Linked DNA regions of Mus musculus: regions 2, 3, 4, 5, 6 and 7 are each linked to region 1. The links are chromatin loops, found by intact Hi-C in ENCODE. Cell type or tissue: left cerebral cortex. All regions are shown on one strand.

Region 1 (4,000 bases):
GAGATCCAGAGCAGGCCACCCACAGGTCCCAGTTGCAGCTCTATCCTTACCAACAGGCTAGCGCTGTCCTGGCTGGCCCTGACCTCACCCTGAGGTCATAATGGCTCCAGTGTCCACAGCACCCTTCTAGAGACAGTGCTGTGGTGCCAGCACTGTTCTGAGGATGGTAGGCTGGGGATATGTGCTTGGGTCTACACATGCATTGAGGATGTGTGTCCCCAGTCAGGCTGCTTCATGTCTATCTCTTGGTTCCTCACACCTCTGGCATTCTCTGTGACTTGTGTATGAGTGGACCATCTGTAATAGGAGTCCAGGACCCTGTGGTGACAGAAGAGCCTAGGCTGGGGCTGTGACTGCTCTTGAGGGCTCCAGCTGAACACATGAGATGCTATGCTATCCTATCTGGGTGCTATTGCACAGACATGCCTGGCAAACATCCCCACATAGACACAGCTCCTGGATTGAGGCCAGCTGAGGCTCTAAGTAGAGGGTGGGGCAAAGTGTCCCACACCAAACTCAGCCTTTCCATTTACTGATCTTACGGCTCCGTGTCATTCATTCAACCTCTCTGGGCCTTAGTCTCCACTCCTGTGAAATGGGAGCATATCTACCAAGCTGCTGGGTCGCTCTGAGACTTGATGAGAGGGTAAGAGTACACCAGTATAGTGTCTGGGCAGGGTAGGGGCTTCTTGGTTCTGGTGCCGAATGGTGGCCACCATCCCAGTCTAATAGTCTGAGAGATGTGAACAATGCCAGTCCTGGCTGATGGTGCTGAGTGTCACAGTGCTTACTTAGCCTTGGGCATTCCTGGGACCCAGCTTCACCCACAAAGTGTGGGAGGCAAAGGAGGAAGCCCAGCCTCAGGGTGGGGCAGGGCAGCTGGGGAGGTTGGGCTGAGGACCCGGGAAGTACTGAGGGACAGCGTGTGCAGACACCATGAGGGTTTGAGGTTTGCTCGTATGGAACTGTGAAGACAAGTCTCAGCTGGGGCTGGGGCACCTGTGGAAGATGGAAGAGCCAGCTAGGTGTGACCCATCAGGTGTCTAGGGTCACCGCAGAACTGAATCCAACCCTGACATCCTATGAGACTGCATGGACGACATCTGCAAAGGCCACTCGTCTGGGGGAAGGCTGGAGGCTGTGGGCCTGGCTCTTCACAGCTGAGGCCCTGGTGACCGAGGACTGATCACCTTGGCTCCAGAGTCTGCTATAAGCAGCTTTGACCTTGATCTGCAGCCCCCATGACTGCTCTAGCTCAGTTTCCCTGCCTAGGAGGAAAGGCAGAGCTGGTAACCAAGTGAATGAGGCCCAAGGGCTGTCCCCATGCAAGGACACTCTAAGAAGGTACTGTCTGCAGCCAGAAAGAGTCCCGTAGCTGACTTAGAGCTGGTTCACACCTTGATCTGGTCGGTCCAGACTTCCCGATACCCATGAGCCCTCAGGCCATGTGTTCTGTCTGAGAGGCAGAGTTGAAACCCTAGGTTCGTTTAGGGAGGCCGACACCTCCTTATCTATCCGTTCACGAGGCAGGTCACAGCAGAGCTGGTTCTGTGACTTCTGAGTGTGGTGACTCCTAGGGCCCTGGTAACCATTTTTGCCTAGGGCCCTTGACCAAGGGTATGTGGGAGCCAGCCCAGTAGGCTCTGATTCCTGAAATTTTAGGAATTTTGTGTGTTGGTTGCTAAATAAAGCCACAGGAAGCTTAAACAGATTATCTCAAGTCTTCATACGTATTCCTTCCTGGGTCTGTAGCTATGTCATTGTCCTTATACGAAGACTATTTCTTTCTTTCTTTTTTCCATTTTTTATTAGGTATTTAGCTCATTTACATTTCCAATGCTATACCAAAAGTCCCCCATATCCACCCACCCCCACTCCCCTGCCCACCCACTCCCCCTTTTTGGCCCTGGTGTTCCCCTGTACTGGGGCATATAAAGTTTGCAAGTCCAATGGGCCTCTCTTTCCAGTGATGGCCGACTAGGCCATCTACGAAGACTATTTCTTAGCTGTACACCATACCTGTGTGGGCGGGAAACTGTAATGGTGACTTTGTACGAGTGGCAAGCACCCATGGTATGCAGGAGAACCTGAATTCAGCAGTGATCCTGGCTATGCCGTGCTTGTGTTGGTCTGCTTGTGAGCACCACCAAATATCTGCCAGACATAGGTGCCCTGTCAAGTGGGGGCCACTTCTTCATGCCTCTCAAGGTCAGATGTGCCCACTGTTCTGTTCTGGAATAAAATTCAGAGAGGACCATACATTGGTCACACTGCTGTTTAGGGCAGAAACAGGATGCAAACTCAGGCCACTAAACAAGTCCGGTGTGGGAACGAGGCTATCTGGTGGCACCCTCTTTTTCCAGGGTGCTAGTCTTTCAATCTTGCCTCAATGTGTCACCTGTCTGGCTCCCCCCATGCAGCCAGTAGGTGGCGCTGTGGTCACAGACAGGACTGTGATCAGAGGGCTGCGGTTTGGAGTGGGGGCGGGATGAGGAGGAGATGGGAGGGCGGGGACTCCACTGAGCCTGCCACTCTGTCCTGGAGCCTCTGAAGTGAGATGCTTCTATAGCACCTCCCTCTATCCTAGGACCAGCAGTGGGGTGGAGTCCAGCATCTCACCTCCTCAGGGTAGATGTGGGTGGTTTTCTCTTGGGCTTCACTACCAAACCCTTGCATACTGGCTCCCCTAGGAGAGGAGCCTGACCCACTTCAGGGGAGCCCCTGGCTGTTCTCAGCTCTCAGTGTCCAGTGATGCAGGTTTTTTCTTTTTTCTTTTTCTTTTTTTTTTGCAACTCGGGAACCCTGGAATTTGCCCCCTTCCTAAGGAAACAGTGCACCTTCCTAGCTCTTCCTGGTCTCTGGGAAGCCAGGCTTGGTTTCTGAGTTCTAGGGTGGCAGACCCATGAACTGTGCTGGGCCCAGTGGGTGAAGGACAGAGGAGCTGCATTGTTGACGGAGGAGCCAGGCATGGGTCTGTGCCCCTCTGGAGACATTCATGTCAGGCTGGGAATTAACTGCAAGACTTTTATAAGGAAACCTAGGGGACAGGAGAAATGACATTGTCCTCCCTGGCCATGAAACCAAAAGCCCAGGGGAAGAAGGTGGAGAAGACAGTGTTCAAGCAAAAAAACTTCAGCAAAGCGAGGAAATAGTGAAACGGAAGGCAGCCCTCCCCTTTGCCCAGCACACACCCCAGCCAGGGGAAGATACTGACAATCACTTCTCTATGATAAGGAGTTACAGCCAAACAGTAAAAGAAAACGCTCAAGTCATCAACAGAGAAACCCCGATGAAAGCAGGGCAGGAGTTGGGTGACGTCATCCAGAGTGGACAGACATCTGACCGGCAGATTCACGCACAGGTGACTCCATCACTAGAAACCTAGGCTGTGCGGTCAGAGCCACCCATGGCAAGCTGTCCGTTCTTACCTGTCAGGACAGACTACTGAAAAGCAAGACTCAGGGGTGTCGGGGGAGGGGAATGCTCCTGCCTGGTGGGTGAAGTGTGACAGGGTTGCAGCCAGTGAAGAAAACAGTTCGGAGGTTCCTCAGAAAATTAAAAATAGCGCTGCCATAAGATCTCGTAATCACCCTTCTGGGCACACATCCAAAGCCATCAAGATTAGAATCTCAGGATGTGTCTCTCACGCCTTGTCCACAGTCACCTCCACAAGGCCAGGGTGTGGGAGCGGCCTGTTTCTATCTATGACCGAATGGATGGAGGTATGTGATGAGGCACCCAGGGGATACCATCCAGCCTTTAATAAGAAGGAAAGCTGATGTCTTGCATGTGTGGCTGCCTCCAAAGACATTGTATTAAGTGAAAAGAGCCACCATGGCAGGCAATATGGCTGATCTCATTCCTATCACACAGTTGACTCCCAGTCACCGGGAATGGTGGCTGGCCAGGTCAGTGAAGGATGAGGGCTACTGGTCCAAGACTTTGGGAGATGGGCAGAGTGGCACATTGATGTGGCGGTGAGGGTGTAAGCTGATGTGCA
Region 2 (4,000 bases), 700 kb after region 1:
TCTGTTTCCTCCTCCATCTCTCTCATGTCTCTGCTGCTGGTGAGATGAATCATTTTTTCTCAAGGGCTGCTTTAAATATTCATGTTTTAATTAAAGAATATTATTGCAGAAATGACATGTAAGATAATGAAAAAGCAGGATTCTGGGGGGTGGGGCCTGGGAGTTCCTGGGAGTCTGTGAGTGTGTCTCTGTGTGTTCTTGCGTGTCACTGTGTGTCATCGTGTGCTGCTGTGAGTGTGGCCCATGAGCCCTTGTATATCTCTCTGAGTTTGTCCCTGTGAGTGAGTGTGTCCTGTGCCTCCCATGTGTTCCCATGACTGTGTTCCTGTGTTTCCCTGTGAGTATCCTTGGATGTATATGTTCATGTGAGTGTATTCCTGTGAGTGTTATTGTGGGTGTGCATTCCAGCATATATTTGAGCCCTAGTGTGTATGCATTGCTAAATGTGTCTGTGTGCACTTGCCTGAGGTGGAAGGCTGGGTTGAGTCTCCTGGTTGAGTCAGGGTGTGCACATATGCTACACCGTCCTAGGAACCCTGGAATGCCCAGGGGCTCATGACTTCCTAAAGACTAAAGCAGATCCCCTCACTGTGCCTGCAGCCCTGGTTCTCCTTGGCCAGGGATTCCCCCAAATTCTATGCATCTCTGTCCCTCAAGACACCCAAGAGGAGGTGAGGCAGTGTGTAGCAGTAGAGGCTGAGCCTAGGGGGAGCCTCTAGGTGTGGTTTGGGCTTCATTGGAGTTTGTAGGGGTGACGAGGGTAATAGAGAGGTACCATGGTCCACTATGAAGATTCTGTTGCCATCTTGGCTCTGTGTGTGTGTGTGTTCGTGTGCACATGCACACACACACATTTTAGAAAAATATAGAAAGCAGGCTTAAGTGCACATCATAGACAACTCTCCTAGAAGGAAAGAACAGGATAGGGTCCTGTGGAAATGCTGGATGTGGTGAGTACCATCACCCACAGGGAAATTCCCATGTGCCTTAGCTCATACTGTGTCACCTGTCTCAGCTCTGTCCCAGAACTGCACCTGCTTGGACAGGAGCAAGAAGTCCTTGTGACCTGAACTTGGGTCATGCCTCCCACGATGATGGGAGGAAGGTCAGCAGCCTCTGCCACCCACTCTGCTAACTGAGAGGACAGAGGCCACTTGTCTAAGGTCTCCAGCATAGACTAAATGTTTTGAGCCTTTAAATAGGCCCCATCTCAGGACAGGGAACACCCAGCAACAGGAATTTCCTACAGATGTGGCTTGCTTGCTCATCTAGTGCCTTGTTTCCCACCCCTGAGAATTGGGGTTGGGACAGTACTCGTTTGTAGAGTTTGCCTAAGGGGGCTGTGTGGCTATGGGGGATCAGGGAGGCCAGGGCTGCACAGTCGACAGTAGACTTGGTAACTGCTCTCTCCATCTACCCTGGGATCTGAGTGCTGTTCCCTGCCAACCCTGACAGTTGCTGGCAGCTTGCAGCTGGCTGAATCAGGATCTGCCCAGTGAAGGGCTGCAGGGACAGGTTCCTCCGCAGCCCCTGCTTGTACCCTTAGTGTCTCCCTTGTTCCTGGTCCAGGAGCTCCAGACTCAGCTGTTGGGACCAGTGTCTAAGTACTTTGTGACAGTCCTGCTCCAGCTGGGTCCTGGGGGGTGGGGGTAGGGGTGGGGGCAGGGGTCTTGCTAGCCCTCTGGGCCAGGACTGTCCCTGGATCTGCCATGAGTGTCTGGTGAGCCAAGTGGCAATGTGCAGGAAAGCTCTGCTGTTCGACCTGCTGGAGTAGGGATCCCTCTGCTGGACGAAGTTGGAAGTGCATGATTCCCCTCCTCCAAAGGGGATCCCAGGAACTGGGGAGAGACTGGCTGGGGGAGGAGGGATCTCTTTTCTTCTCCCCATTTCGGCCCACTTGGGGTGCAGGATCAGGGGAACCCACCACCTTCAAGCCAGGGCATTAGGGTGGGAAGAGTACCAGAGCCTCTTCAGTACACACCCTCCCTCCTGGGTGGCCGGCCTGCCTGGCCGATAATTGGCTCTATTCATGCCTGTAATGAGATGGAAATGAGGCCGCCAGACAGAGGAAGCATTGAGCTAGGAAGAATGACAGCTTCTTTCCGGGCCTGGAGGGGCAGCCCACCCCTGAGCCCTGCCTGCTCCTTCACTGCCCCCTTGTGCCCACCCAGCCCAGACGCACCTCTGTGTCCCCTTGTGCCCTTCACTGGCCCCGGGGCTTCTTCCTTCCTAAAGCTCCCTCTGGCATGGATGCTTTCAGTCTGGGCCAACATTTATCATGTCAGCTGTGTGTGAGGACACACATTAAAAATGAAAATGATAATAAAAACAGCAGTTACCATTTTCTGAACATTCATTAGTGGAAGGAGTGTGGGCCACGTTGGGGAATCAGTCTGTGGCTGAGATCAGGGCCCAGTATGTAATGGAGGATCCGGGATCCTCTGCCTAGCATCCAAGGATCAGGGACAAGTGTACAGGGCCAGATGCTGGTTTGTGACCAGGGCGAAGAATCAGTAAATGTCTAGGATCAGGGTTTAGTATACAACCACAGCCAGGACTCAGTGTATGACCTGGAGCAGGGTTTAGTGAGACCAGAGTCAGGGCTGGGCCAGAGGAGGGCATCTATCCTCAGTCACAGGGTCCCCTCTCCCCCAGCTTCTGATATGCCCCACCTCTTCTCTCCCCTCCCCCTCCCACATCCTCACCACCTGGGTCACCAAGGTAACCAGCCCCGAAATAGTGGGTGTTTTGGCAGCTGAGGCCTAACCTGGGTCTATCCTGAAAGGCTGTGTGCTGCAGTAGTTGCCATGGGAACTGAGTGGCATCCTCCGATTAGCCCAGCTTGGACACCCTCTCTCCCACCCACTGCCAGTTTTCACATCACTCAGGCTTCCTTGTGGGGGCTGGGCTGGAGCAGTGAGGGGGCACACGCAGGATACAGAACCCTGACCCCACCCTGGGCCTGCCTCAGAGACTCCTGGCTCCTTTGTCTGGAAGCGCGCAGTGGGAATATGGCTGCAGCAGGTGAGACTCCTGAGGCTAGAATGCTGAACCATGGTTGGTCCTGGCAGGTGGCCTTCCTGGGCTGGCGGGTGGGGCTGAGATCAGGAATCAGATTTGGTTCAAGACCCAGAGTCTGACCTGGTTGAGCTGTTCCTGCTTGTCCTGAGCTAAAGCATGTGACCAGCGGCCTCATAGCGGCCACCTGGGCCTGTCCTGTGAACAGCTGCTGTCCTGTCTTTCCTATTATGCATGTGAGGCTGTGCTGGAGACTTTCTGCCTGCTGCTCTCAACTTTGTCTTGGTGGGGGTATCATGGTGTATCTTTTCCTGTACCCTAGTTGTGCCCTTGACCCCATCCCTGGGACCTTCGGGTGAAGGTGAAGATGGTATTGATGATATAGCTACTACTCAGATCTTGCAACCCTGACTCCCTAGCTTGGCACCTTGGCAGAACTGGAGGTTTGGGGGCTCTGCAAGAGGCATAGGAACCTGGAAGGTGGCCCTCCGAGTCCTACCCATCTCAGAAGAGTGAGCGCTCACTCACTAGAGGGCCAGTCACTCACTGGTATCCCAGCGCCCCCTGCTGGTCCATCTGAGCACAAGCAAGGGACGCTGGGCCAGCTCTAGCGGTGGTCTTTTCCAAACCCTCTCTTTTGGGCTCTTTGGGCAGATGATAAGGCCCAGGGAGATGACCATGATCCATGGGGCCATCAGGCAGGTTCGTGCACATTCTGGAACCCACCATCTCTAAGTTCTCAGCTCAGACAGGGCCTCTTTCTACCATCGTGCCAACCAGGTTGGCAGCTCAGAGTGGCCTAGACCTGCTTTGCCCAGTAGGTGGGCGGATCTGTAGTCTAAGGGAGGTTCCAGGCTACCAGTAATGGGAGTGGCTGTTCCATACCCTGGCTCTGAAGTGAAGATGTGGAGACCTTGGCAGTGACCTCAACTGAATAGGAATGCCAAGGAACAATCTCGGGGGTTTGAAGACAACAACCTCA
Region 3 (4,000 bases), 680 kb after region 1:
CTCCCTGGCCCCACCCCCACTTGGACCAGAGAACCCATGTGCTCACTTGGGTCTGTCATAGATCACACGGGGTGGTTGGGAGGCATCACTGCTGTTGTTTGCAGATGAAGCAGATAAAGCACAGATAAAGTGAGAAATACTCCTGAACTCACAGGGCCGGAAGACAGAGAAGCTAGGACACAGCCCAGCCGGCTGTAGGACTCAGGAAGGTATCGTACCCTTACCTGGTGGTCTGGATGGGAAAGGGAAAGAGAGTTGGGGATGCTCCTGCTCAGCCACCTGAAATCACAGGGTTGATAGAGATAAGGACAAATGTCAGGCACTCTACCCTGCAGCCTGTGAGGAGGGGGTATGGTAGCCCCAGCCCCAGCCAGAACACCAGTCTAGTACAGCAGGCACCAGCTATGTGACACAGGAGCCTTTTTACATTTAAATGAACTTAATGACAGAAAAAATGAATTTCTATCCTCGGGCCACAAGTGACATTTCCAGTTTCTAGCCACTGTGGCGTGTGGGGCAAGCCAGACAGAGTGGACACCAGGCTCTGCCACCATCACAGTAGGACTGTTTAAGATGCTTCCCTTGATGCTGGGACCCAAAGGCCAAGCCTTCTCTGCCCTTCGTCACCTTGGGATCTAAGGAGGGAAATTTGGGGGAAAGGGGGACATGGGAAAGAGGGCTACAAAGGCCAGACTCCTTTCTCCACACATCTGGCCCAGAGCCCTGGGATGGTGGTTGTGAGGTGATCACCTCTAGGGAACTGCTTGCCCTGAGTAGGGATGGTATCCACAAAGTACCCTTGAGGCCCCAGTCTGTCTGTGCGGTAGATTGGTGGTACCAGAGATGATGAAGGAATTCTGAGGTGCATCACAAAAACAGAGTGGTTGGGCAAATGCTCCTGGAACCCCTTGATTGTCTTGGCTGCCATTAGCCCTGGATGGCCTCAAGGCATAGAACCTGGAAGGTCTATCACCATCTTTCTCTGGACCCAGGCATGAACAGAGTCCCTTGAGCAGCGAGACCAAGGAGGTTGCAAAATATGGCTTGGCTGATGGCTGGGCTGAGGCAGAGGTATCTGTGAAACACCGGGGGCCACATAAGGAGGCCAATGAGGCTTCCTAGGAGAGTCTCAGAATTCAGAGCCTCGTTGACGAGGGAGCTAAGGCAAACCTGCTCTTAGCATCAGTTCCTCCAACATTCCATCTTGGCATTTTCACAGTGCAGTGGTATTAGAGGGGAGCTAGGTGAGAGTTAGGGTATTGGTGGAGGGCGGGGCGGAGCTGGCGGAGGGGAGGGCCTTGCATCTGCTGAGTTTTAGAATGGAAGCACTCTGCCCTAACTGCAAAGCTTACTGGAGGTGTTATTATTGCTCCAGTGCATAATGAGATCATTATAGAATCATGGCTCAGGCCGACTAGCGTCAGAGTTTAGGTTGGAGTAGAGTTTCTGGTTGGTGAGTTCAATGTCATGGCTGAGTTTAACTGTGGCCATATTCTGTTTTCTGACGCTAAGAAGGCACCAAGCTAAGAGTCTCATTCTCTCTGGTTTTATGAGACTCGTGGTTGGGATCCAGCCACTTGGGGCTTGCTCAGTAGATCACTCAAGGCTTCTCAGCAAGGACCGTATACTTGAAAGGAAACAGATTTGGGTATAGAATGGTGCCTGGTGGATCTAGGCTAGTGTGGGTATTGGGAGAAAAGCTACTGGCTGTAAACTACAGCTATTGGTGGCAAACACCCTGGCTTAAAGTTGTAGGATCCTGAAACAATTTGGCTGGAGGAATTGTTTCAAGTTACTTGTGTCTGGTGGAGGGGGCTCACAGGGGGACCAGGACAACTGAGGCTGTGGTTGACTTGGCATGTGGCTGCTTCAGGGTGGCATTCCCTGCCTCTGACATTGCTCTCGTCTGCAAAGATAGAAGGGGATCCCATTGAGGTCTTACCTTGCACCGTCTGGACTCTGAATCAGAAACTTGGGTGAGGGAAAATTGCAGAGAGCAGCAGTCAGAGGGGCAAGAATGAGTTCCCACACAGGGAGAGGAACGGTTAGCCCCTTATCCTCAGAAGGATATCCCCTTTTTGCCCTGATATCCCAGGCCAAGCAGGTCTCAGCCTTGCCCCAAGAGCCTCCAGGTCAGATCCCCAGATCCCTGCCAGGGATTTCTGCTGTCTTCTCTTATCAGCAAGAAACAAGTGTGGAAAGTGCTTGGATCCTGACTCAGCCTCGCTGCTGCTCAGCTGTCTCTTGGCCTGATATCAGAGGCCCCCTGGTGACCACAGGCTGTTACTGCAGCTAAAAAAGGCCAAAGCAGGGCTAACTAAACTCCAGGGGCTGGAAGATTCAGAGGCCCAGCAGGAGCAGATGAGGGTCGTGAGAGGTCTCCTGGGAGGTATGCCGCCTCCTTTCTGGGATTTCAAATACCTTGGGAAGAATGGCATTTCTCAAGAAGCCTAAGTGAACAGGGTACTGACGAATAGGATGGTCTGGGCTTTAGTGTGGTCCTGCTCTCGGTCCCTCAGGACACCCTTGCAAGGTGAGGCCTTGCAGGAGTAACTGGTATGCAGAGTACCACGTTCAGTGCCTGGGTATCTAATTGGCTTGAGGTGCTTCCCAACACACACACACACACACACACACACACACACACACACACAGAGAGAGAGAGAGAGAGAGAGAGAGGTGTAGGTTGACTGTGATGTTGATGGAACTGATAAGATGTTTTAGTGGGAGTTACAGGACAGCAGTGTGGGTCCTGACACCTGGCAGGGAGAGTGCTGACAGTGGCTGTGAGTTTGTATTGTTGTTGACAGTGGCCTCCGAAGAGAGATGCAAACATCCGGACCCCATGTGTCCTTGGGTAGCAATGGTACTGCCACTGGTCTGCTAAAGTGTGCAAAGTAGTGGGCCCTGTACAAAAGGTTTTGAGTTCAGGGCAAATCACAAATTGTGAAACAGGAGCAAGGGGTCTGATGCAGAAGCATCTTGGTGGAAAAGAACACAAGGCAACTTTTCTGAGGCCAGGGTTTCCAGGACTCTTGTTGTCAGCCTAGACCTAGAGTGTCAAATCTTTTGACATTGAAACATGGCATTGTGGCCTACATATGTGTTGGGTCACATCCATTGTTGTCCTGGGATGTATGGGTGAACATACCTTATAGAGAGAGGCACCCCTTTGGGTCCCTAACAGAGGAGGAACCAGGGATCTTATGATGGAAGACAAAGCAACTGAGGTCTCTCTCCACCCATGGATGGAAACTGGCAGGCAGGGACACTTTAAAACCCACCCCCCTTTGACTCTGTCCCTGGCGGGCTCCCCTCCTCTCAGCATCACAGGACAGAAAGTCTAGACCGGTCAGGCCCAAATGAAGTGGTTCAGTGCCCCACCCCTGCTCTCCCTGGAAGGGCCCCAGTCCCTGCCTCTGACTCCATCTCTTTACCCATCACTCATCCAACCCACCCACCCACTCATCCACCTATGCATGCATCATCCTTCCATCTGCGTGGCCCACCCATCTATGTAGCCCTCCCCATGGTGCCACCCACCAAATCCACTTTCTTCCAGTCCTGCTCACCCTCACCCGCCTCCGCAATTCCACCGACCCTGACCCTGATGGCTACCTGTCCATCCATCAACCCTCCCGACAGCCTCTACCTACATTCACCTGCCTCCACCACCCACACACCTATTGGTCTGTGCACAGCCCTTAACTCCTCTTCTCCAACCATCCGTTTGTTGGTCCACCACTTGTCACCCAGATGCAGCCACTCCCCTGCTCCTGGAGGAGAGCACAGTCCCAACTCTTGGCTTTCCTGCTGCGTGGGGCAGGAGTCGGCTGTCTTAGGTGCGCTCGCCTGAGCGTCGCACTCCTTCTCCGTGATCCCGCTCCCCTCCTCCCAACCCGCCCCCCGCTCGCGCTCCCCCTCTAATGTGTGATCTGGAAGCTCTATAAAGCCTGATGTAATCCGTAATGCAGTCTCTGGCTCCCGATTCGGGATCCAG
Region 4 (4,000 bases), 160 kb after region 1:
CATATGCTCATGCTGTCTCACTGGATTTATTTCTCATGCCTTCTCTCCCACAGAGCCACAGCCCAGGGAACAACCACATCTGCTTAGAACATAAGCTCTCACCCCTTCTACCTTCCACTTGGGAGTCTTTACAGCCCCCTTGCCCTTCCAGCCTCCTCCTCCCCACCCCCAGATGGGAGTTTCTGCTCCCCTGAGGTTTCCTGTCTCCTCCAGGGCCTTTTGAGTGACACACCCTCCAATCCAATCCTGGGTCAGGTTCACCCACCGGACTCAGGGTGGAGAGGCAAGGTTAGTTTTAAGCGTTGTCTGGTAGGGTTCCGTGCCTCTCCCACATCCTGATATTGTGGTGTCCTTGACCTTGTTCACAGATGTTATCCACAGGTTACCCCTCATCCATTTGGGGCTCTGCTCTGATCATCATGTCTGCCACCCCAGGCTTGTTCTCTGTCAACGAGCAGAAGCCTAGAGATGCCCTTGGTTGTCTGGTCTGTGGGAAGCCATTTAGAAGGAGATAAAGAATTGGGAATATTGTGAATACCCCTTGGAAGAAAGGGAGGCAGACTGCTGTGGCAATGTGCTATACCTGGCTATGGAGCCATAGAGAATGGCACTCTAGCTATCTCGTGTCACCCCTGCATGCTGTGGTCTCTCTCAGCCTAGTTCCCCATGAGAGAGCCAGAGATGCCTCAGGGCATAGAGAGAGGTACACAGATACCCGATCTTTCAGAGCTGATACATGATGCCTACTCCGATTACCAGCACACGCACCCTTGATGTTAGTCTCACGGTATAGTGCCAGAGACCTAGTTCTCCAAAGGAACAGCTGGTAGGCCCAGGTCCACATGATATGTCAAGAGGAATCACTTCAAGTCTAGATCCTAACTCTGTGTCCTTGGCCTTTGGTAGCTCTACATATGGGGTGGGAGAGAGTGAGTAGTTCAGGAGTTGATGGGGCTGGATGGGGCCTACGTTCAGACAGCAAGGACCAGACCCTCTTTGACACCTGCTTTGCTCCTGAACTCTCCTGCATCTCCCCAGGGATGAACCATTGCAGAGAGCCCCCCTTTTTTCAGCCTGGAGATTGGCACATCTGGATTCTGTTCCTGCTTGTCCACAGATGCAAGCAGGCAGAGCCACAAACATAGGAGCTCACATCAAAGGATCCTGGTCCCAGGAGATGGCAGGGGCCATACCTGTTCACACAAGGGGCATCCTTTTGTCTTTGGTGTTGTGTGACCTTTTCTGTCACTGATGGGACTCAGAGGCAACAGGGAGGGGCTCTGTCCATCCATCACATGCAAGGAGGCTGGTACAGGCAAAGGCATTCGGATGGTCTGTGAGGCCATCCTCGGATTGGCCCTTATGTTCTAGTACCTACCATGAGGTGGAGTGGGAGTGGTGTGGTGGTGTATCGAGAAGTCTCCCGGCCTTCAAATCACACAGCTTGTTCGTGAGGCTCAAGACTGTACCCCAAGTTTACAGTTTTTCCTAATTGGTTCTGGGAGGTTGGGCATGTGTCCTGGTCAGAAGGGTTTGAGTGGCCATAAGCTGCTGACAACAGAGAAGGTGAGTTGATTCTCCCAAGCGTTCCAATGGATGAAAACCAAGTGAGTGCACCTGCCTTTCACCTATCCTTCAGGGTGCTGCCTCTTCCAGCCAGCCACCTCAGCCTCTGCCTGTCCCTGCTCCTTTGCAATACTGTCTCCGGCTCACAGGGGGCGCTGAGGCCCCGCGGCTGACTTTCCAAACCTGCTCAAACCCAGAAAAAAAAAATGCTACTTGTGATATGCAAAGGGCCCGGGCTGTGTGTTTTTCCAATCAATAGAAGCCGCATAGTCCCCCAGTTGTCGCTTCCAAAGTCTTCACACATCTGCATCTGAAGGGCTCCAAATGCAGTCTTTTCCTGTCGGGAGAAAAAGCAGAAGGAGAAAGGGAGATTTTTGCCTGACAGATTAGAAAATTTTCCACTTCCCAGCATTTGAACAAAGTATTTGTGCTTCTTATGCCAATTACCCAGGCTGTGAAAAAGAAGCCAGGAAGGTGCGGGCTCAGCCAGGGGCGCTGGGTAGGATCATTCCTAGGAGGACCTGCAGGTGTCAGTGGGTGGATGGGGCCCCAGGAGCCCCAGCAGGTCCAGAGTGGCCTAGGCCAGCCTTGCCTCCCCTCATATTTGACCTTGGGAATACGATTAAGTGCTGGGGAACTGTGGTTTTGGCAGGGAAACGGCTTACCACGGTATCTTTTCCGGGTACCGGGAAGGTCAAAGCGCTTTATCTACAACACGGGGCGCCTACAGATAAACTGTATTAATAGCTTGGCAGTAATTTTCAGTTTTCAAAGTGTTTTTGAAGTCAGAGACAGTATGATTTCCTACTTGGCTTCTGTAAGAGTAAGCTGCACCCCAGGGGCAGTACAGGGGTGAAGATTCTCAGTGGACACTGGACTGCTGGTAGCTCTGGTCCTGTTCCAAGATGTGCCCATGTCCTTGGCATCCAACTGCCTGATTCATGGTCTATAGAGGTCTGTGCTGGGTCTGGGTGTAAGAAATGGGGGGGGGAAAGCAGGTTGTGGGGCACTGGTCTCTGGGTACATTGAAGAGATTGGTTGAGGACGAATCTCCTCCTGCCTGCAGGGTTGCAAGTAAGTGCCTGGCTGGGTGTAATGCTAGAACTCAGGTCTGCTGGGCTACCCAACACAATATATAGTAGAAACATGTGATCACTCCAAGCAAGATGAGCTTCAGGGTCTGAGTCTTGGAGTTTGCTTCTCTTGGCCTAGATTTTAAGGCACGGCTCTTCTGGAGTTGCTGCCTCCCCTACTCATAGCAGAGCTTTCGGTAATCTGGCCTCTGTTCAGCTCTTTTCTTTCTAGCTTCATCTACATCCAGTCCTCAAGGCTCTACCCTGCCACCTTCTTCCTGGCTCAGCCATCATGGCTTTGTGTATACAAAGCAGTCTCAACCTATCAGCAGCTGCCAGCCCCGCCTCCCCGAACCTCCGCTACCACCATTGTTCCTTCTGGGAACAATAGCTGTCCTCCCCTTTGGACTTCCTGCCCATTTTCCCTCTGATTCGATTTCTGGCTGTACAAGGCTCATTGTTTAGAACAAGGATCAAGGTGGACACTCCCTTGCATTGTTGAGAAACCCGTGGTCTGATGTACCTGGTCCACCTGCCTGCCCCATTGTGTTCATTTCCTCTGTGTGTCTCGATGTGGATGGTCTCATTAGCTATTGCTGGCTGATGGAGTGAGTTGGTGTTTGGGCAGGGTCTTCAGCCAAGAGGGAGGAACCCTCAAATGGAGATTGTGGGCTCTGAGTAGGAAGATTGCAGTGAAGCCGTGCCTTCTGTCAGAACCAGGGGAAGGGCCACACTGAAAGGCTCCAGGATGCTGGCAGGATTCAGTACCTACGTTTCCTGGATCAGGTTGGCCAACAAGGACAATAATCCTGGATCTAGGGTGGGTCCCTGCTCTAAGCAGTGTACTGAGGGCATGCCTCCTCAAGGTGCATTTGTGTGTGATGCCCCAAGTAGGAGGGGGTGGGAGTAAACAGGGCAGGAAGCTGGGGGTGCTCAGCATCTATGAGAGGTTCTGTTTTTTTTTTTTTTTTTTTTTTTTTTTGTAGCTTCCTTAGGATCCCTGGGAGGAGCAGGGCTGGGAACAGTAAGTCAAGACAAGGCTGAGGTGGTGGCAGAGGAAACGGGGTGCATGGGGGAACAGATTCTGAGGTGCTCTGATCTCCTGGAGGGATGGATAGCCATGCAATCTCACTCCCCTCAAGTCTTTACACAATGGGCAGAACCACTTCCAACGGGTCCATCAGGGGCAAGGTTGGGTGATAACAGGACACAGATTATCTCAGGCCAACAGTTCTGCGCCCTTTCACACAGAAGACCTTGGCATGTTCAGGTGCAATTCTTGTTCTTTGTGAGCCCAAGCCCTGCTTTGAGTGACATTCAGTAGAATGCAGCTTTCAGGGTGATAAAGTGAACCCCAGGAC
Region 5 (4,000 bases), 320 kb after region 1:
AACAGCCTCCTAAGTTATATGCAGAGAGAGTAAAGGACACAGCAAAGAAAACGATGACTTATGCTCGGGTCACAAGGGAGAGAATTTTGTGATCCTGAGGTTCAAGAAATGCTCCCATCTTCTAGTCCCCTAGAAATGCCGTGGACACAAAGGTCTCCATGGATATGTGAGTGTGTCATACATGCTCTGGGCCTATGATGCATTTTAAGTTGTTACATTGATTAATGAACACTGTCTCCTTGAACACTGGGAAAGAATTACAGGTAAACCAGAACTTTCTGGAAAGCTAACATCCTTAGCTTGTGCACAATACCACCCATTCTCTAAAGCAGGCGCAGAAACACTTGGAAAGTGAGCCAAGATTTAAAAAAAAAAAAAAAATTGACAGGAGAGAGGCAGAAGCTGTTGGCAACGGCAGAATGCTATCGTGGGTTAAATGTACACGGGGGCACAAGGGAGAGAAGGCTATGCCAAAAAAACCAAGTCAGCAGCAACCTTAAGCTCCATCCTCCCATCTTAAGGGAAAATTAGAAAATCCCGAATCTTAAGTGGAGAGCTTTTTTTTTTTTTTTTTTTTTTTTTTTGCTAGCGTGGACAGAGAACAGCAATTGAAGCTCCGCGCATGGAAATGCTCCCGAGGACGCCTGGCAGCCTGGAACAATTATGTAGAACACGGCTGAAGTAACATTACCGGACAGAAAGAGAACGGAGCGGGAAGGTCAAAGGACCTGTCCTTCCCCGGTGCCATCAGAGGAGTGCCAGGGGCCTGCCAGTTACTGCTCTATTTCTGAGATTCCAAGAAGGAGTATGTCATCCTCTAGCACACTGTCAGGGAGAAGAATTATACTACAGAAGCACAAAAAATAACACAAATCTCTGATTTCTCATCCCCAGTACGAAATGCTAGCCGATGTCAGAGCCAGGTGTGTAGCTATCAGAAGGGAGTCCAGCCTGTGCTTCCAGAAGGCTCTCCGTGGGGGATGAATGGAAGGCTACAACTTCAAATAAGCTGATGGAAGGATGGACTGGATCAAAATGTGATGCAGCCTGGAAATTGTAAGCAAATGGTTGGGGATTGAAGCCATGGATGCTTTCATGAGTGGCCAAAGACGCAGGGTGAAGGGCAGAGGAAGAAGCTAAGATGACAATGGGGTATAGAGGCATGTCAGGGAACTGAGGGCCACCAGAGAGAAGCTGGAAAGACTGGGATAGGAACCTGGCTGGGCATAGAAAGAGCATATCTGAGACCCATGGTGGGCAGACTGGGCCCTTATATTCATGGAACTTATGCCAAGGGAAAGAATCAGACCAAGAGTCTGTAGGCCCTGCAGCACCAATGGTAGCTGTGTCTGGGTGAGGAGGAACCTAAAAGCAGGCTCCATGTTTTCCTCAGCAGGTCTTGGGCCCTTGTGACCAGTATCTTTCAACAATGCTTTCCTCCTATCACCTATGTCTCCCTTCCACCTACCATGGCTCCCACTTGCCTCACATGGCTACCACCTGTTCTCTGTGGCCACCACCTGTCCCCTGACACCCTGTAGCTCTGACTTCTTTCCCTGTAGCTCCCACCTGACTTCAGTGGCTCCCCTTCTTCTGGGCTGACTTCCCACCTCCCTCCATATTGGCATTAGCACAGACTTCTTGGAGGACGGGAGCCAGGCAGCAAAGCGCTACTCCTTCCAGACCACCCAGCTGGCCCTCTCCTAGCCATCAATTACTCTGTCTGCCTGGATGGATTTTCTGCCCTGTGTCGTCTGCACTCCCAACTTTTCCCAGGGACCAGAGGTCAAAGCTGAACCAATTAATTTGAACTCGTCATTCCACAGTTAATAACTTCCCGACACCAAGCTCCTTCGGCAGCTTCACCAGCAGGCTGATGGATTGATGATGTTTTGCTAAGGTTTATTGTGTTTTTCTTCTACCCTGTACGGGGCGGAGGTGGGGAGGGGAGGGGGAGAGGGAGGGTTCCCCAGGGAACAATTAGGCTCTTTGCTTCTGTGCCAGATTTAAGATCCCAGGGAGCCACACCTGTGAGCTGGATTAGCTGGGGGACACAGCCATGACACCCCCTTGCCATGCGAGGCCGTACAAACGGCCCTGTGGAGGGCTGGATTGCTTCTCCCTTCTGGGAATCACGGCTTCCATCTGCCATTGCAATGATAGGAACATTTACATATTTTAAAGGTCAGACTGAAGGCTGAGTATGAACGCATACAGGCTCTTTGCTGGTCTGTGCATCAGACAAGGAGATGGAAGAGGTAGCTATTGGTCACTCAGGAGCTAATTCAAGGATCATTAATAGGCAGAGAGAGCGAGAGGGAACCAACCCCACTTGCTCCCTGCAGCAGCGCCACCTTCAGGGCACCTGCCCCTGGGAAAGAGCCAAGGCTCACTTAGGCAGAGGCCATGGTGGGTCTTCCTCCTGCTATCTGGGCACTCCTCGGTGACATGTGTCAAGATGCCTGTAGATACGGTGTAAGTCTCAGGGTGACTCAGATAAGTGGACAGTCTGGAGTCGTAAAGCATGACTTTTTTTTATTAAGTATAGGACAGTAAAATAAAAATAAGATAACAAACACAGTATTGTAATGAGCCAGTGGGCTAAACCTGCATTTTTTTCTCTCTCAGATGTTACTGATAGCATCACCTATGGCCCTAAGGTACAGAGCTGAATGTCAGAATATTGTTAAAGTTTTTTTTTCCCTTCTTCTTCTTATTTTAGCACATGGATCTTGGCTTGGGACTCGCCCAAATTTCTTCCTCCTATAGAACCTTTAAGGTGCTTCATTAATTTATTTAAAACTGGTATTTAATTTCTCTGCTCAAATACCCACCCCTGCATGTTTTTGCATAAACGTGAGCACGTGCCCGAGTTGGCGCAGCCCTCCCTTTTTGCCTCTCTCTTGCTTTGTGTGTCTCCCCTGCACTGCCTTCCCTCCTAACCCCAGATGGGATGCGGCTTCCTGCTCTAAATGATGATTTATGCTGCACTGTGTGTGCAGGGCTCTGCAGTCGCATTGGCTTCCACCTGCCTAACCTCGTTTGATGCTCTGGGGGAACCCTGCAGGAAGGCAGAACGGGACTCAATGTGCACTCCACAGAAGGCAAGGGGCTCTGCAGGAGGAAATGGTTCCCCTGGGCCCTCCCAGCAGATCCCAGGAAGCCTGGAAAGTAGCCAGAGCTGCAAGACTGCCTCCTGCCACTGCCTAAAGTAGAGCTAGGCCTGCAAATGGCACTTAGCACATCGTAGGGCTTTTGGCTTGCCTCCAAGTGACCATAGGCAAAAGGTTCAAGCTTGGGAGTGGGGGGCTTCAGCCTGTCTCCATCTCATAGTGTGGCTATGTTCAGAGGCCAAGGGGGCCAGCACTGCATGTGGAAGGCCACCTAGTGTGGGACACTCCTATAAATCTGGTCTCTCATTGCTATATGGGATGTCAGCACAGAGCCCATGGACTTTGCTGTGGCCCCATGACACGATGTCCTGTACTTGAAAGGCCCTTTAATACTGATTGCTTCTGAGCAGAGCCAAAAGGAATCACCAGGCTTGCTAGCTTACTGTCTAAGCCATTGCCTTGGCTGCAGCTCTTTCTCTCCATTCCCTTGCTGATTCAGTATCTCGCTGGCAGGAGTTTCATCTCCAAGCAGGAAGGGAAAAGAGTGCGGGAATTTGGCTTTACCCTTGCCTATCTGCCCAGACATCCCCCTCCCCAGGCTACTGTTCAGAAGAGGACCCTTCACAGAAGGGTCCAAAGAACATGCCTAGCTGGGGCTTTACCCTTGGGAATGAATAGAATCTGGTTCCTAAGCAACAGGCAGGACCAGTGAGGAGTCTCAAGGCCCTTTTAGTCTGAGAACAGCAGCAATGTCAGCTATATGGACTAAAAGCACTCACTCCTAGGCTACACCCTCTCCCTGACCTACAGTCTCCACTGGAATGATCTGGCTGCTGCAGTGGGAGCCACAGGAATGTTGTCTTCTCTTTTTTTTTTTTTTTTTTTTT
Region 6 (4,000 bases), 500 kb after region 1:
GCTCACCCTAAGTGCTCAGGCTGTACAACCCACTTCACACTATACATTAGCAAATTAATGTCGGGGTTAATTCTGATGTCAGGTGATGTACAAACCTGACCAACGTGCCCACGCCTCTGTAGGCATGTGAGGAAAGCCCAGGCTAGATGCTGATGGTGGGCATCATAGAGCAAAGCCCAGACAGGCAAGGGGATCTTGTTTTCACCAGAAGCTTTGGGTAGGAGCAGGCGTTTGGAGGTAAAGGTCCTTGTGTCCAAAAAGTGATTCCAATGTGAATCAGTAAATAACAAATGGTGGCCCGTTTCAGTTCCCCATTGTCTCCTACTTGGCAAGATAGAGAGGTACTGGCTTCTACCTAGCAGGAGGCCTTAGAAGTCAGTAAGTGGCACAGTGTTTGGCACAGAGCCACTGTGTTTAAGACTGAAGAACAGCTTTTATGGCCCAAAGGTCAGGATCATAGTCATTGTTATCACCATCATTACCATCACCTCCTAATTGGCTGTATGCTGCCACCACCACCACCACCACCACCACCATCACCAGCAGCAGCAGCACCAATACCAGCACCACATTAACACTATCAGCTACCACCATCTTCTCACTATCACCACCAGCACCGTCATCACAACCATCACCATCACTACTGATATCATCATCACTGTCATCACTACCACTGTCAACACCAGAACTACTATTATCACCATTACCCCATCACCACCAGTGACTCACCATTGACACCATCACCTCTGCCGCCACCACCAGCATCTACTAACATCATCACCATCACCACCATGTCCAGTATCATCATCACCACCACCATCATCATCACAACCACCATCACCACCAACAACCACCATCACCATGGCTACATACCACCACACTCCATCATCACCTCTATGACCATTATCATCATTGCTGCCATCATGACCACTAGCACCATCACCGCCATTATAAGCACTATAACTATCACAGCCATCATCATCAGTACCATCATTGCCGTTACCATCAGCATTGCCATCATAACCACCATTACCATCATCATCGCCATCATAACCATCACTACCACCACTACATCATAGCCACAACTACAGCTATTATCAGTTTCATTATCACCACTTTACTGTCCCTACTACCATCATCCTTCATTCTCACCCACACACTACTTATAGCCATTGTTGTCCCTATAACCGTGATTCCTACCACCATCATGTTACCACCATATTCCTCATCACCACAACACAGTCATTATCCCACGACAGCTGCACACCAAGCCTGTAGATCCGTGGCCTATTAGGTCTTCACACACCTGGTTTCAGGGCTCTGCCTTCTCAGAGAGGCACCCCACCAGCAGGGTCCCCTACTAATCACCTGCAAACCTACTGTGTTCTCCTGATCCTTACTGTGTTCTCAGTGCTATTGTCTATGCTTCACTGTCTCTATCCCCTATTTCCTCTCTCTTCCTCCTCCTCCTCAGGAGGGGAGAGTCCCTGAAGTCTAAAATGATGTGTCAGAGAGATGATTCTCAGTAAAAAAACCTTTCATGTGAACAAACAAAAAAACAAACAAGAACTTCCATGGTATCCTTTATCCTTCAGGCTCCAGGGAGTGTCCATATCAAGATGGAGACTGGTCTACTCAAGGCTAGACTGGGGATCCATTGTCAACTTTTGTCTGCTTTACAGATGGAGACATTGGGCTTCTGGGTCCAGGGGCTCAAGTCCCATGAAAGCCAGCCCTCTGCCTCTAACAATGGCTCTCACCCACAATGGACCCACAGCTCCCTCAGCTGTCAAGAGTGAAGCTCTCCCTCTGAAGCATATGCCAGATAATCTAGGAATAACAAACTGTAGGATCAGCACAAGGACAGCATTGGCTCCCAGCTGCCCAGGATTGTGGAAAAGGTCCAGATGGCCTGGCCCTTATGGGACCTCTAGGGCCTAGGTCTTTAGGGAAACTTCTAGAAGGAGACTTGAAGCTCCCAGAACACAGTGTTTCAGGAGAAGGCATTGTCTCAAGGAATAGGACTAACACAATAGGCTGTTTGCACAGTGAAGGCTCTTATTAGGACAGTTCCCATGCCTTCTTGGCCACAAGAGAGATTCAAATAGGCTAGAAAGCTGGGCTCTGGGACATTGCTGTCTCCCTAGTCTGCCACATGGGTTGCTCCAAGGCCCATGAGGCTTTTGTTCCCTTGGGTCCTTTCATCCATACCCTGCTGGCCAGCTTCCATCTGCTTCTGTCTCCCAGGGCCTTGGCCAGGTCCCTGTAGCCAGAACTCTGAAGGTAGATGGGAGGAGTACGCTATACAAACAACATCATGTGTGCAGAAAAAACTGTGCTGAGGATGGGATGGCCAGGCTGGGTGCTCAGAAAGCAGCTGACATTGAGAAGCTACTCCAGAGACTCTCAGGAGCTGCCAGTAAGAGGATGGAAAGAGCTGGGCTGGACACCTCAACCCAGAGCAGACAGGAAGCATTTCCTATGAGCACCTCCACCTGCATCATGCATCCACCTGTGTCATGAACCTATCTGTGCCACCTGCATCATGCATCCACCTGTGTCATGAACCTATCTGTGCCACCTGCATCATGCATCCACCTGTGTCATGAACCTATCTGTGCCACCTGCATCATGCATCCACCTGTGTCATGCACCCACCTGCACCATTCATCCACCTGCACCATGCATCCTCCTGCACCTTGCATCCATCTGCACCAATCTTCAATCATTCACTGCACTTGTAGATGCTGTCAGGAAACTCTGTGCATAGGGGTAGACTGATACATCCAGGAGCCCCTAGACCATCCCCAGTCCAACTTCCTCTAAGGCTCTGCTCCATTCCAGAAAGTTCCTGAAACAAACACACATCCCTGAAAGCCACAGGTCAGATTCTGTCCCTTGGGTTCATGTCTTCACTCCAAACTCCAGCCAAATGCAAGACAATGCCTCTTGCTGGGGGAGTAAAGACCGCTCCCTCCTAAGCTCTAATCTCAAATGTGAGGCCCTAGCAAAACCACTTCCTGAGGAGAGGTCGGATGTGGAGATGAGCAATGGACACTTTCATTGTTCACTGTGGAACACAGACCATGCCTTTCCCATTCTGTCGCATAATGGGTCCTCCCTGTCATGTTGGGAACAAAACATCAGAGGTCCCTTGGAATCTCACGTTCTTCATTGCTGTGAGGGGCATCTGTGACAGCCTGAGCCACAGCAGGAGAGTGGAAGAGCGGTTTGGGGGGACAAAACACTGATTATCAGCCTCTACTGTCATCCACATAGACCCTGAGCTTGAAACTAAGCCATTTTTGCCCCAGACCTGGTGAACCCTGGGTGTTAGCCTGGGTAGATCCTGGCAGAATTTCTGGGGGGTGACACCTCCATACTACCTTGTGTCCCTTCCAGAAATCAGTGAGGCACACACGTAAATGGGCAGCATGGGAGGGCAGGCAGGGATATGCCAAGATCAGGACTCACCCTCATGTACCCATTGGAAGGGACCTCGGGAAGGTCTGTGGAGATGGATGGCAGCAGAATCAGGGTACCTGCAGTTCTGAGGGTACCTCATCTCTGTTGCATGCTGGGCGAGGCCCTGCCAAAATGAGCCAGGGCCTTGGGGGGCAGACAGGGACAGAAGAACAGCTCCAAAGGCAAAAATAAATGGGATACTTATTTCTGGCACCGTTTATAGATCCAAAGTCACTTTGTTAGTTTAAGAATTCAAAATGTATAATGCATGGTTGGATTTGTTCATGAAATCATCATGTTTCGGTCTATTTAGAGAAAGAAGGCCCGATGGGGACGGGAACTTGTCTCTATGAGTTTTTAAACACTCTGGCAGAGGAGATAGGCCATATGAAATGTCAAGAGTCAGAGGTTAGGGGTCAGAGGGTGGTGGTAAGCAGGAACCGTTAACTACTTACCCTGTTCTCAGTTCTCAGGCCTGATATGGAGGGAGATATGTTAGTGTCTGTGCATAGGCAGATGTCCATGAGTTTCAAAT
Region 7 (4,000 bases), 570 kb after region 1:
AGAAAGAAGCCAGTGTTCCAAGGGCTTTGCACATAGGCCACAGGCCATAGGCAGATGGGTAGATTTAGTTGGCTGTGGCACACTCCATTTTCAAACTCAGTATGTCTCTGGGGCTACCAGAGACCCAGCTCTACAGCTACCAGCTTCCCATGCAGCCCTGGAGGACACTGGTGGGCATGCTTTGCCCTGCCCCATGGCAATGCTCAGGTGAGCAAGAGGAGTGATCTGTACAGAGACATGACTGGGTGACAGTCTCACAGCTCATCAGACAGGGTTTTACCCATCCCAGGCACAGGTTGCTTTCAAAGGGCCCCAGACACCTCTGCCCCGATGTTGCATCATGGCTCTGAGAGACATACTTGATCATTTGAGTCACAGGTCCTCCCCTCCCCAGACACACGAAGATAGCAGGTGCTCTACATGGCCACTTTGAGGAACATGCATCCCAGGAGACCTAGGCACTCTGCCAGCTCACAGCCTCAGTCTTCAGCCCTTAAAGCCTGGTTCTACCCAATACCCAGGCTGGTTCTAATCTCAAGGCTTATGGTTGGCACAGGGAATCTGGGCCTCCAATGTAATGTCCAATCCTATCATGGGGCTTGGGAACCATTTATTTCTTCTTGCTTCCAACTCTGAGTCAGTAAATGGACAAATTCAGAAAGCTGTCAGGAATATGGAGGCCATTCCCATGAGAAGCCCAGGGCATCAGGGACCACTACTCAGTTATATATTCCCTGATAGGAGTGAGCCCAAGGCATGAGGGAACACCAGTGTGATGCCCTGTGTACCAGTACCTCCAACTCCTGGTGGGGCGGGGACTGAAGTTGGGCTTGCACAGCTTGGTGCAGGAGTGAGTGCCTGGTAATGGGACTGCCTCTGCTGGTTCTGAGCTGAAGCTCTGTAGGTATGTGATCTTGTTGCTAGACTCTGAAAAGATATCAGAAACCGAGTGGGGTCCTCTGGTGCTCAAGTGCCTGATACCTACCATGCTGGGGCTTTGGGCCAGCAGCTCTTTCTCCACCTGACTGGCCTTTAGTTATTTCTCCCTTCCTTCCACCAGCCCACCGGGACTGGGAGGCATCTGGGGGTAGACAAGCTATCCTGTATTGTACATCTCCCAGCCATGATGATGAACTCAAAGTAGCAATGACTGGAGCCATCACTCTAGAAGCCCAGTGAGGGGCTGGCGAGATGGCTCAGTGATTAAGAGCACTGACTGCTCTTCCGAAGGTCCTGAGTTCAAATCCCAGCAACCACATGGTGGCTCATAAGCATCTGTAATGACACCCTCTTCTGGTGTGTCTGAAGACAGCCACAGTGTACTTATTTGTAATAATAAATGGAATCCCACTGGAAGCCCACAGTGGGCAACAGTGGAAACAGGTCTTGTTATGAGTCTTCCTTGACTCCTGTAAGGAAAGGGAGATGTTGAAAGCTGGCAAACAGCTAGCTCTCTGGCTGGCAGGTAGCTCAGGTAAAGCAAGTACCCACCGATGGCATCTTCTAGCATCACCAAGGTCAAGTCCTCGATGATCTGCTACACATCCAGCATGTCACCCTGTAAAAACAGGAAGGAATCCTGATGGAAGTGGGGATGCTATGGGAGCCTAGGTCCATAAAATAGAGCAATCCCGGAGCCATCTAGCACCTAAAACTCAGGAAAAGGCCCTCTTCCTATTAGGAGTGCTTGAGGCCCAGAAGAGGTAGGTGGGCTGGTGCCTACACACTCAGATCCTGGTCCATAGGTATTCACTGGGAGCCTCTATGCATGCAGAGATCCTAGGACCTACACAGCCCAGTTGTAGTTAGAGCAAAACAGAAGATTCTCAGCACCACCTTCAGGGAGCCTAAAAGCTATCGATGGCCCAGAATCGATGTCCCTGTCTCTTATAGAGCCATCCCTCTAGTGATGGCCCATCCCCTGTTGCTAAGGGCTCCCTGATAGAAGGCTCTGCCTTCTCTCTGTGTATAAATAATGGCCACACTGGTGCTGCTGAGCCAATCTAAGAGATGGTGGATAGGAAGGTGTATGACAGGTGGAGGGATGAACAGCGAGCAGATAGAGACTCGGAGCAGGTAAGCCAGTGGGAGTCGGGGGAGGTGGTGTGAGTGGCTGAAGAGTAAATAGTGGGTGTTGGGTTGGGGGTAGCGGCCCTACTTCTATCCAGGCACAGAGTAGTCCTATGAAGCTAGAGAACCGTGCAAGGAACAGAAAGCTGTGCCAGGAAGATTCTGGGTTCCTCATGCCAGCTTGCCATCTGGTCTCTCCCATCCTCCACACTGCTAAACTTTATCTTAACTCTTTGTCCACTTAAGTAGCCAAGATATCCGTGAAGGACATGCACACACTGCTGAGGACTACACCAGGGGCTGTGCTGGTGGCCAGGTAAACACTGCCACTCCTACTCCTTAAGGGGTTCCGTGACCTCTCCAGCATTTCAGGGACAGGAGGAGTAGGCCTCATACCTGTGCCTACTGCCCGGATGCCGTTCTTGCCCTAGTGCCACCCTGACACTGTAAGACCCAGGACAAGCCAGTCTCCTGGGAGTCATATCTGTTCCCTTATCCGGATAATGGCTGGGTACAGCCCTGGCAAGGGACGCTCCTTACATCTGCTGAGGCAGGCACGGAGGAGTGCAGGTGGCCCCTGCCCTGGTACTCATAGCTCATCATGGAGCGAGGATTGATTTCCACAAGGGTCATTTCACCCCACCGCAAATATTACAGGGAAATTCATTTTCTTTTTAGGAGTGTTCTGGGAAATGAAGCAATTAGCATGATCTTAAACCGGCATGTACTATCAATTGCAATTCAATTACTGGGCTTAAATATGGTACAGGGCGGGCGGCTGCTCTCTGGAAACAAGCCATGGACAGGAAGGTAGTGAGGAACTCGGGGTGGGGTCTTGGCTCTGGTCAGCTCCCATTTACCCATGGTAGCCCATGTGGATACCAGCTGATGGGACAATCAGGTGCTGGCTGGTCAGCTTCTGGGTCCTTCTCAACATCTGGGAGTGGGATCCCAGCTCAGTACTGTCATGAGCCGAGTATTCCTAGCTCAGCTGGTTATGGACCAGGTTCTAACTCCATGGGCTCTAAGGTCCAACCCTGTCAGAGACCAGGCACTGATCTTCCACACCAGCCTTGGCCCTTGCTGCTGTCAGCCCAGTCCCAGAACACTATACCCAGGGACTCACTCATCTCCTTACATTGTGCTGCTCACGACTGCTCCACTCTACAGATAGACAGGATTACACAGGAGAGATTGTGCCAACATATAAAGCTATGCAATGTTGGAGCCAGGACCCAAACCCAAGTCGAGGCTAACTAAACCCCCAGGCATGAAGCTGGCCTTGACCCAAGGATAGTAATCTCCCCCAGGATAGAAACCGGGGGGAGGGGTGCTGCATGGATGGAGATAGCATGCACACTGCATCACTCCTTGTTTGTCTAGCTACAGAGGGACACTGATGTCTGGGTTGTCTTGATGGACAGAATGGCTCTACCACAGCGTTGGCAGGAGGGCAAGAAGGCACCGCTGGTGTGACCAAGAACCCTGTGGAGCCTATGTTTCCCCACAGCTTAGTTTAGTGGCTGTACAAAGGGCACTGCATGGTGATCCCTAGTTTAGGGCAGAGTTGACTCCTATCACCTGAGTTCCAGGTCAAAATAAGATACATCAATGGAATATGGACGGCTTCCATTCTAGGCACTGGGTGAGATATTTTTGATACACAGTAGCCTAGGGGTTCTAAATTCACTGTAGTCAAACCATGGCCTCAGAGGGTTTCAGAAAGCCTGGGTCTTGGCTGCCTCTAACTGTGGCTAACCTGGGCATGACTATCCATCATGAGCTGCAGGTACTGTATCTAACTTCTGATATCCCAGTCAATTATACAATGGTATCTGTTAGAACCACAAGGTCAGAGGAGCTAGGGATAGCTGTCCCAGGTAGTGAGACTTACGCTGAACTCAGCAGAAGAGGCAACAAGGGATAGTGG

Evidence for each region. A loop is a pair of places that touch in the nucleus more often than their neighbours do. Peaks named below come from ENCODE experiments on the same cell type or tissue, not always from the same donor. Only the 100,000 strongest peaks of a DNase experiment are listed, where the experiment ranks them.
Region 2: it touches region 1 in a loop (4-fold over the local background); 19 of 42 quality-filtered maps call a loop at or near these places.
Region 3: it touches region 1 in a loop (6-fold over the local background); 14 of 42 quality-filtered maps call a loop at or near these places.
Region 4: it touches region 1 in a loop (2.8-fold over the local background); 6 of 42 quality-filtered maps call a loop at or near these places.
Region 5: it touches region 1 in a loop (1.8-fold over the local background); 2 of 42 quality-filtered maps call a loop at or near these places.
Region 6: it touches region 1 in a loop (2.2-fold over the local background); 2 of 42 quality-filtered maps call a loop at or near these places.
Region 7: a loop joins it to region 1, with 2.1 times the contacts of the local background. A loop is called at or near these places in 8 of 42 quality-filtered maps.

What each region holds. Positions count from the first base shown.
Region 1 is chr15:73,830,967-73,834,966 of GRCm38, forward strand. All of the region lies in intron 1 of Mroh5 (maestro heat-like repeat family member 5), which reads right to left. Gm6569 (predicted gene 6569) reads left to right here and starts at 2,144. Exons shown (of 4, transcript NM_001374241.1): 1 at 2,144-3,361. In left cerebral cortex, a CTCF peak has its summit at 2,410 (motif pointing right); DNase peaks (open chromatin) are centred at 2,448 and 3,539.
Region 2 is chr15:74,533,930-74,537,929 of GRCm38, forward strand. The region is part of intron 2 of Adgrb1 (adhesion G protein-coupled receptor B1); the gene reads left to right. Among named protein-coding and RNA genes, the nearest start is that of Adgrb1, 20 kb to the left of the region's middle. In left cerebral cortex, CTCF peaks have their summits at 1,803 (motif pointing left), 2,008 and 3,593 (motif pointing left); DNase peaks (open chromatin) are centred at 1,865, 2,815 and 3,564; H3K4me3 peaks cover 429 bases; H3K27ac peaks cover 3,780 bases.
Region 3 is chr15:74,512,238-74,516,237 of GRCm38, forward strand. Adgrb1 (adhesion G protein-coupled receptor B1) reads left to right here and starts at 3,959. Exons shown (of 31, transcript NM_174991.3): 1 at 3,959-4,000. In left cerebral cortex, a CTCF peak has its summit at 2,267; DNase peaks (open chromatin) are centred at 2,263, 3,546 and 3,999; H3K4me3 peaks cover 555 bases; H3K27ac peaks cover 750 bases.
Region 4 is chr15:73,995,666-73,999,665 of GRCm38, forward strand. It overlaps Gm32405 (a long non-coding RNA gene), which reads right to left. Exons shown (of 3, transcript XR_384173.3): 2 at 1-1,903. Among named protein-coding and RNA genes, the nearest start is that of Gm32405, 2.3 kb to the right of the region's middle. In left cerebral cortex, CTCF peaks have their summits at 1,704 and 1,903; DNase peaks (open chromatin) are centred at 1,740 and 2,988; H3K27ac peaks cover 672 bases.
Region 5 is chr15:74,154,534-74,158,533 of GRCm38, forward strand. No RefSeq gene overlaps it. Among named protein-coding and RNA genes, the nearest start is that of Gm32918, 48 kb to the right of the region's middle. RefSeq lists an enhancer at 934-3,921. In left cerebral cortex, a CTCF peak has its summit at 2,362 (motif pointing left); DNase peaks (open chromatin) are centred at 416, 2,190, 2,296 and 3,066; H3K27ac peaks cover 296 bases.
Region 6 is chr15:74,332,286-74,336,285 of GRCm38, forward strand. The region is part of intron 3 of Gm19859 (a long non-coding RNA gene); the gene reads right to left. Among named protein-coding and RNA genes, the nearest start is that of Gm32839, 49 kb to the left of the region's middle. In left cerebral cortex, CTCF peaks have their summits at 1,827 and 2,032; a DNase peak (open chromatin) is centred at 1,782.
Region 7 is chr15:74,399,247-74,403,246 of GRCm38, forward strand. Gm19859 (a long non-coding RNA gene) reads right to left here and starts at 1,219. Exons shown (of 6, transcript XR_001781685.2): 1 at 1-1,219. In left cerebral cortex, no CTCF peak of the experiment used is centred here; a DNase peak (open chromatin) is centred at 2,239.